Linked DNA regions of Mus musculus: all the other regions are linked to region 2. A link is a loop called in an ENCODE intact Hi-C map of the cell type or tissue named here. Cell type or tissue: heart. All regions are shown on one strand.

Region 1 (2,500 bases), 73 kb before region 2:
AAAGCCAGTGTTGGGGCAGGCAGGGTTAGTGGGTGCGGAGAGTGCACTGAAGAAGCACGGGATATTGTAAATTACGCTCTAGAGAGTCCAAATTTCTGTTTTCAGTAGGAAACCACTGGGTAATTATAAAGGTGACAGTAGTAACTTATACACACACGCATGTACAGAAGCTCCGTAAAGAGCTGATGTGAAGTGGGTGAGGATAGACAAGGGATAGCTTTTGGAGACTTGGACTTCTTCCTCCTGAGAGGAATAGAGAGTGGAATTAAACAGCTGATTCTAGACTGAGGCAGTCCTGTTGGGGTAAGGGCTCAACTATAGCAGAACTCAAAAGAAAAAACAGAAAAACCTACATCAGGGCTGGTAAGATGGCTCAGCAGGTAAGAGAACTGACTGCTCTTCCGAAAGTCATGAGTTCAAATCCCAGCAACCATATGGTGGCTCACAACCATCTGTAATGAGATCTGATGCCCTTTTCTGGAGTGTCTGAAGTCAGCTACAGTGTACTTACATATAATAAATAAATCTTAAAAAAAAAAAAACAAAGCCCTACATCAGGTTTCTGGACATCCAAGACCTCACAGACCGACACAAAATAAATTCCAGATAATTAAAGTAATAAAACATTAAGAAAGAACAGGATTTTAGGGGAGCTGATACCAGAGGACAAACCTTACATTAATAAATAAAGGTAAATTTTCTGATGATCCTACAGTAAGCTAAGCATTGTACTAAAAGAGTAAGGCAGACATGGGCCACTTTTATCAGAGGCTCTAGAACAGAACTAAAATAAGTATATTGGGAAACAAATTTGTACTGTGATGGACAGGGTTTGATTTTTCAGGGTTTTGTTCTGTTTTGCTTTTGAAGCAGGGTCTCTGTATGTAGCACTGGCTATCCTGGAGCTCATAGCCCAGGCTGAATTTTGCTGGGACTGAAAGTCAGCCTTGTGCATGCTAGGCAAGTGCTCTTGACCACTTGGCTACATGTATTTGAAGCTCTTGGTATTTTGAAGCAGAATCTTGCTGTTCAGTTCAGGCTGCCCTGCAAATGGTGATTCTTCTGCCTTACCTTTCTGAGTGCTGAGAGCATAAGCCCATCTCACCTGGCGTGGTTAGACTTTTTTTTCCTTTAACAAATTAAAAATAAAAGGGGGTGGGGTGGGGCTGGAGAGATGGCTCAGTGGTTAAGAGCACTAACTGCTCTTCCAGAGGTCCTGAGTACACACACATGGTAGCTCACAACCATCTGTAATAGAAATTGATGCCCCTTTCTGGTGTGTCTGAAGACAACAGCAGTGTACTCATAAAATAAATCTTTTATTTTTTTAAAGGTTTCCTAATAACAAGTTAAAAAGAGTTTCTTAATCTGGTAGCAAAAATAATGAGAAGATGAGTGACCTCATGCATTATTGATAGAAGAATAAGTTGGTTAGCTTTTTGGAGATCATTCAGTCTTTAATATATGTATCTCTTGACCCAGCATCAAACCAAGAATTTATTTAATTTTTAAATTGAGACAGGGTTTCTTTGTATAGTTCTGGAACTTGCTCTGTAGACCAGGCTAGCCTCAACCTCACAGAGACCTGCATCCCAAGTGCTGCCACCACCACCTGGCCAGGCCAGCCTTTACCTTTACGATGGTACCTACCCACTGACCTCTGTTCTGAGTAGCCCTGCCTCAGTCTTCCAGTAGTTGTAGAGATGTTTTCATCATGGTCCTTCCCTTCATGGCATCCTCTCAGGAGGATCCAGACTCCTTGAAATTCTGCCCCTGCTTGCCTCTCCATCTTATTACCAGTCTCCTGGTAAATTAAAAAAATATTTTTAGATTAATTTATTTTATGAGTATTATTAATGTTTTGCCAGCATGCATGTATGTACACCACATGTGTCCCTGGTGCCTGAGAGTCAGAAGAGGGCATTGGGTCCCCTTAAACTGGAATTCTTGAAGGTAGTGAGCCACCATGTGGGTGATGGGAATAAAACCTAGGTCCTCTGCAAGAGCAACAAGTGCTTTTAACCACTCTGCCATTTCTCTAGCCCTTCTTGGTTTCCTTTTGCAACTCTGACCTGCTTAGCTTTTAACACTGCAAGTTTATTCTTGCTTCAGGGGCTATTTAATCAGTCTCTGCTGCTTAGAATAACACTGCCCAGACCTTATTGCCTGCTCTTCATGTCAGTGTGTTCTGTATTTAGATGTCTACTCTGACCATTTAAATAGCATCCTTCGTTCTGTAACCCCCTACCCTTTGTTTTACTTCAATAGCCTGCCACTGTTGGAGGATTAATTTTCTTAACTTTCTGTTAGCATTCCAAGTAGATCCTGGTGCTGATTTGCATGTAATTAAAATGATTTGGGTAAATACGTTTTAAGATTGTTTGAAAATGACAATTGAAAGTCACCTAAATATTTACTAATAGGAACCCTTTTTGAATACCGTAGGTCCTATCTTTAGAATAGAACAAAACTGCCCTATAGTCTAGATCCAATGTTCCCA
Region 2 (2,500 bases):
ACTCTTCTTTCTATGTACCCTGTCTGTAAGGAGGGTTTTCCTGATCCCTCTGCTCATACTAAACTTAGAAAACCCCCTCCTTATTGCCTGGCTCCACTGCCAGTGCTCCTGAGGCCTCCAGGGACTGAATGGTGCCATCCCGGTTTTCTTCAGCGTCTCCCTTCTCTGACAGGTCCTGTTTCATGATGTGACTTTCACAATGGGTCAGGTGGTATCTCGGGAAGGACAAGGGAGAAGAGAAACTCTATTCCGATGTATCAGAAGTATGCCTTCTGATCCTGACCGTGCCTACAATAGCTGCTACAGTGCAGGTGAGAACTGTGGGCTCCGTGGAGTGTTGATATGAGGTAGCAGAGCTGACTTGGAGTGGGGAGTTAGACCAGAGAGTTGGGAACGGGGGTGGAGAGGCAAATCTGAAGACTCAAGAACAAGATGCCAAAGTCCTTGCAGGGAGAAAAGGCACCCGCCTATGAACAACTAGGTTCGTGCCTATAATCCCACATATGAAGCCCATGTGATAGGTTAGCCTAAAGTTCAAGGTCAGCCTAGGCTACAGAGTGAGACTGCCTTCAAAATTCAACAAAGCCAGTGAGACCGCTCACTTAGGAAAGTAACTTGCTCCATCCCTTACATCTCACCTCCTGGGTTTGATTCCGAGAACCCACAGAGCAAAAGGAAGGAACCAACTCTCAAGCTGTCTTCTGATCTCCACACATGCACATGTTCCCCAACAAAAAACTGAAAACATAAAATCAAAATGGAGGAGGGGCTGGAGCAGGCAGAACGAAGCGTCTGAAATGTTTTTTTCCCCCACCCTCAGGTGTCTTTCATTTACATCAAGGGGATATTATCACTGTCAAAATTCCACGGGCAAACGCAAAACTTAGCCTTTCTCCGCATGGAACATTCCTGGGGTTTGTGAAACTATGATTGTTATAAAGGGGGTGGGGATTTCCCATTCCAAAAACTGGCTAGACAAAGGACAAGGAACGGTCAAGAACAGCTCTCCATGGCTTTGCCTTGACTGTTGTTCCTCCCTTTGCCTTTCCCGCTCCCACTATCTGGGCTTTGACTCCATGGATATTAAAAAAGTAGAATATTTTGTGTTTATCTCCCACACAGCCCCAAATTCTTTTGTTGTGTGTGCGAAGGGGGTTTTGCGCACTGTGCCAAGCCTTGTCCACTGGAATGCATCCAGAACAGCAGCACCATCTAGCGGCAGGTTGAGGAAAGACTATGGTCTCTGCTAGGGAAAACCTTATCCAACTCTTCAAGTACCCTCTGCTTCAATTAACAAGAAGCCCGGCTTTCAGTATTTCACCTATTGCGTCCAAATTCTTGTTACTATCTAGAAAAAGATATATGTTAGGTGCCTCGATATGCATGCCATTCATCCTCCCCATTCTCCTATACACTTCCGAGCTGGGCACTGAGCTTTACGCCTTAAATCACAGTACTCGGGAGGCAGATCTCGATGAGTTCGAGGCCAACTTGGTCTAAATAGTGAGTTCCAGGCCACCCAGGGGTTACAATGGTGAGACCCTGTCTCAAACAAACTAACAAACAAATAAACGAAAGGCTCTCCACGATCAGACTGGTATCCGGGAAGTTTGTATGTACTGGACGCCCTGGCACACCGGTCGTGTCTCACTATTTAATCACGCCCTGCTTAAAGTTTTTGTTTTTTTTTCTTTTTTCGTTTTTTGAGACAGGGTTTCTCTGTGTAGCCTTGGCTGTCCTGGAACTCACTCTGTAGACCAGGCTGGCCTCGAACTCAGAAATCCGCCTGCCTCTGCCTCCCAAGTGCTGGGACTAAAGGCGTGCGCCACCACGCCCAGCTGTTTTTTGTTTGTTTGTTTGTTTTTAAAAACAAAGCCCTCAAAACCCAATGTTCGGCCTCCGTTTTCCTAAGCGCCTAGCTTTGGTCCAATCCTTGCGGGGCCCCTGACATTCTGGCCATGCACTGGGAAGCCCACTAGATCACCCAAAGCTCAGGCCACGGAAGAGCAGGGAGTACCGTGTGGCTGCGACGTAGAGCGTGAGGCTAGGCGCGACACGCAGGCGTAAAAGAGCGAGCCGTGGGACTGCCACACGCGGCAAGCCAGGCGACTGTGCGCAGGCTCGGCTCCGCGTAGAGCTCGAGGGCGGGACCGTCCGGTGGCCTAGACGCGCTGAGGTAGGCGGGACTGAGCACGAGCCGGCGCTGCTCGCCGGGTGTGACGCACTAATTGCGCGCCGCCATCGGCGGTGGGCCTGGGGCTCGCGGGAGGGGAAGGAGGAGGAGGGGTGGCGGCGGTGCTGGAGGTGGAGGTGGAGGTGGAGGCTAGAGCCGCGCTAGAGGCGGCCGCAGTGGGGCGGCACGAGCATTGGCTTCGTGAATTGAGACGGCTCCGCCTGAGGATAGCAGGAGTGGCGGGGTCGCCGCCGTCCGAAAGATGAGCCGGAAAGCCTAAGTCGGAGACAGCCGCCTTGGGGCCCGTGTGCCCGGCTTCCCCGCTCC
Region 3 (2,500 bases), 120 kb before region 2:
TGCAGGAGCTCACTCAGTTAATTCAGGAGCTCCGTGTTCAGGAGAGTTGGAGTGAAGGGCCCAAGCCTGGAGCTGATCTTCTCCGAGCCAAGGATTTTGTCTTCGCTCTACTCGGTAAGTGTGGGAATTTGCAAACCCCAGCCTCGCCATTTCCTGCCCCGACTTTGAACCAGGATACCTTCACGACCCTTTCTCTTCTTTAGGTCTGGTTCACCGCCAAGACCCTCGTTTTCCACCCCAGGCAGAACTCTTGCTGCTTCGTGGTGGGATTCGCGAAGGTTCCCTAGATTTAGGGCACGCCCCCTTAGGTCCCTACTCCCGGGGACCTCATTATGATGCCGGCTTTACACTCCTTGTGCCTGTGTTTTCTCTGGATGGCACTGGGCCCGAGCTGCTACTGGATCTGGAATCCTGTTCTGCATGGCTCCGCCTTCCAGAACTGATGCGTGGAATTTTGGTCCGGGAGGCCTGGCAGGATTGCTTAGGACCTCCTGTCCCAGAAGAAAGTGATATGACTCACCAAACCCATAGCAAAGAGAGTCCCACCGACCGGGAAAACTCTGTAGATCCGTCACATGATTATGTCCCTGAACCTGAGCCACACATGTCTTTGCAAAAATCATCTAGTGACCTTTCAGAGTCCCAATCGTCTTATAAGGACATTACCAATCCTGAAACTCCTGAGCCATTGGAAACACTGAGCAGCGACGCCTTGGACGCCGACGAAAGCCAAGTCCCAAAGCCGTCGGAGGCTCCAAAGGCATGGCCCACATTATGCCCGACCCAAGTAACTTCCTGGTTCTTCGTTAAGTTGGCTGAGGTTGCTGAGTCCCTGATCCCGGTCCCAGGCGCCCCACGGCTAGTTCATGCAGCTCGTCACGCAGGTGTCACCACGGTCCTCCTGGCAACTCCAGAGCCCCCACGCCACCTCCTGCTCTTCGACTTGATCCCGGTGGTGACCGTGACAGGCTGGCCTGACACGGCTCGGAGCCACTCGTGGGCGGGTCCACTGGTCTCTGAATCGGCCTCTTTCTACCTAGTGCCGGGCAGCCTCCCAGAGCAGCCGAGCACCTCTGGATGGCAGCTGTGCTTCGCTCGCCAGGAGCTGGCGCTCAAAGAGCGCATCCCCACGCCGCTGCTTCAGGCACACGCGGCGGCCCAGGCGCTGCTGCGCCCGCTGGTGGCGGGGACCCGAGCCGCTGCGCCCTACCTCCTGCGGACCTTGCTCTACTGGGCGTGCGAGCGGCTCCCGGCGCTCTACTTGGCGCGGCCGGAAAATGCCGGCGCTTGTTGCCTTGGGCTACTGGATGAGCTGAGCCGAGTGCTAGAGGCCGGGGCGCTGCCTCATTATTTTTTGAGCGGCCGAAAGCTCCGTGTGGGAGACGGCTCCGCTGCTCTGCGCGGGGCATTGGCCCAGCTCCGCGGGGACCCTGCACAGGCCTTGCGTGAGGCTGTAGAGGAAGCCAAGGTTGCCCGCAAAGGGGGCGGTTTAGCGGGCGTAGGGGGCGGGACCCATTAAAGATTTTACTCCTAAGGGAATGGAAAGTGTTTCCTTTGGTGAGAGGGTCATGCAGGGGACTGCTGCTCCCTCCATACAGACAGTGTATGCTTGGGTCCAAAGTCCCTTTTCTAAAAGGTTTCCCCAGTATTCTACCCTGCCTGAGGCCCAAGTTCTCTAAATCTGGCTGGCGCCCCTTCTGTCCCGGTACTGCCTCCCGGAACCTCTCTCCCCTATTCTTTCAGAGTCTGACAGGGATAGTAGGAATGTATTTACTGACAAAATGCGGGAAGGAACTGGTTTTTGGAAACCTAGTTCTGATCAATTGGCTCATACCAAACCAGAGATATTAAGGCCGGATCACAGCCCAGACTGGATGGCACAGCTACCGGTTTCTCCACTTTCCCCCCAACTCTCCTCGTCCATTTCTGTCCTCACTTCCATCCCAGGCAGTAGAATCCCTTTTCATTTTCTCTCTGTCGGCTATTCCATCGACCCCCTGCCCCCAGCCCCGCCATATCAGGCTCCGTGTCTCCTCTCCTCTGAACCCCGAGATTTGCAGGCCTTGCCTCTACTCCGCCTGCCTCTGTGACAGTTCCCACTTAGAGCTTCCAAGGAACCCCAGGGTTCCGCCCGCCCAGCTTCTCCCAGCGTCTCCGCCCCCTGCCCCGCCCCCAGGCCGGCTCGCAGAGGAGGGGGAGCCTCTGTCGCCGCCGCCGCCTCAGCTTCCCACAGCCGCTGCCGCTGCCTCCGCCGCTCTGCCTGGTCCAACCTCCAGGCCCAGTGCTCTGACTTTGCCGAACCGAGGCGCTCTGCAGAGACATCCTTACTCCTTCCTGGGGGTCCGGGACGCTTAGGCCGACGTTGGGGGGAAACCTCCGCTTGCGGGTGACAGGGAGGGAGGAGCCTGGAGCTGGAGCTCGCGGCACCCGTCGCCCGGATCAACAGGACAGGACAGGTTGAGGGGCGTCGGGGAAAGGAAGGGGTGTTATAGCAGTCCCA

The links. A loop is a pair of places that touch in the nucleus more often than their neighbours do. Peaks named below come from ENCODE experiments on the same cell type or tissue, not always from the same donor. Only the 100,000 strongest peaks of a DNase experiment are listed, where the experiment ranks them.
Region 1: it touches region 2 in a loop (6-fold over the local background); 19 of 42 quality-filtered maps call a loop at or near these places.
Region 3: a loop joins it to region 2, with 2.0 times the contacts of the local background. A loop is called at or near these places in 3 of 42 quality-filtered maps.

Annotation. Positions count from the first base shown.
Region 1 is chr11:69,755,029-69,757,528 of GRCm38, reverse strand. The region is part of intron 1 of Polr2a (polymerase (RNA) II (DNA directed) polypeptide A); the gene reads left to right. Among named protein-coding and RNA genes, the nearest start is that of Polr2a, 2.4 kb to the left of the region's middle. In heart, no CTCF peak of the experiment used is centred here; no DNase peak of the experiment used is centred here; H3K4me3 peaks cover 1,689 bases; H3K27ac peaks cover 593 bases.
Region 2 is chr11:69,681,665-69,684,164 of GRCm38, reverse strand. Senp3 (SUMO/sentrin specific peptidase 3) reads left to right here and starts at 2,195. Exons shown (of 11, transcript NM_030702.4): 1 at 2,195-2,500. It overlaps Tnfsfm13 (tumor necrosis factor (ligand) superfamily, membrane-bound member 13), which reads left to right. Exons shown (of 13, transcript NM_001159503.2): 12 at 173-311; 13 at 821-1,588. The coding sequence ends at 930. It overlaps Tnfsf13 (tumor necrosis factor (ligand) superfamily, member 13), which reads left to right. Exons shown (of 6, transcript NM_023517.2): 5 at 173-311; 6 at 821-1,588. The coding sequence ends at 930. Tnfsf13os (tumor necrosis factor (ligand) superfamily, member 13, opposite strand) reads right to left here and starts at 2,133. Exons shown (of 3, transcript NR_166809.1): 1 at 2,018-2,133. In heart, a CTCF peak has its summit at 1,220 (motif pointing left); DNase peaks (open chromatin) are centred at 314, 1,214 and 2,144; H3K4me3 peaks cover 1,722 bases; H3K27ac peaks cover 2,214 bases.
Region 3 is chr11:69,802,634-69,805,133 of GRCm38, reverse strand. It overlaps Tmem102 (transmembrane protein 102), which reads left to right. Exons shown (of 2, transcript NM_001033433.4): 1 at 1-114; 2 at 204-1,539. The coding sequence ends at 1,519. G630025P09Rik (RIKEN cDNA G630025P09 gene) reads right to left here and starts at 1,465. Exons shown (of 1, transcript NR_027913.1): 1 at 1-1,465. It also overlaps a transcript of Fgf11 not described here. In heart, a CTCF peak has its summit at 1,175; DNase peaks (open chromatin) are centred at 343, 1,103 and 2,153; H3K4me3 peaks cover 2,500 bases; H3K27ac peaks cover 1,467 bases; H3K27me3 peaks cover 367 bases.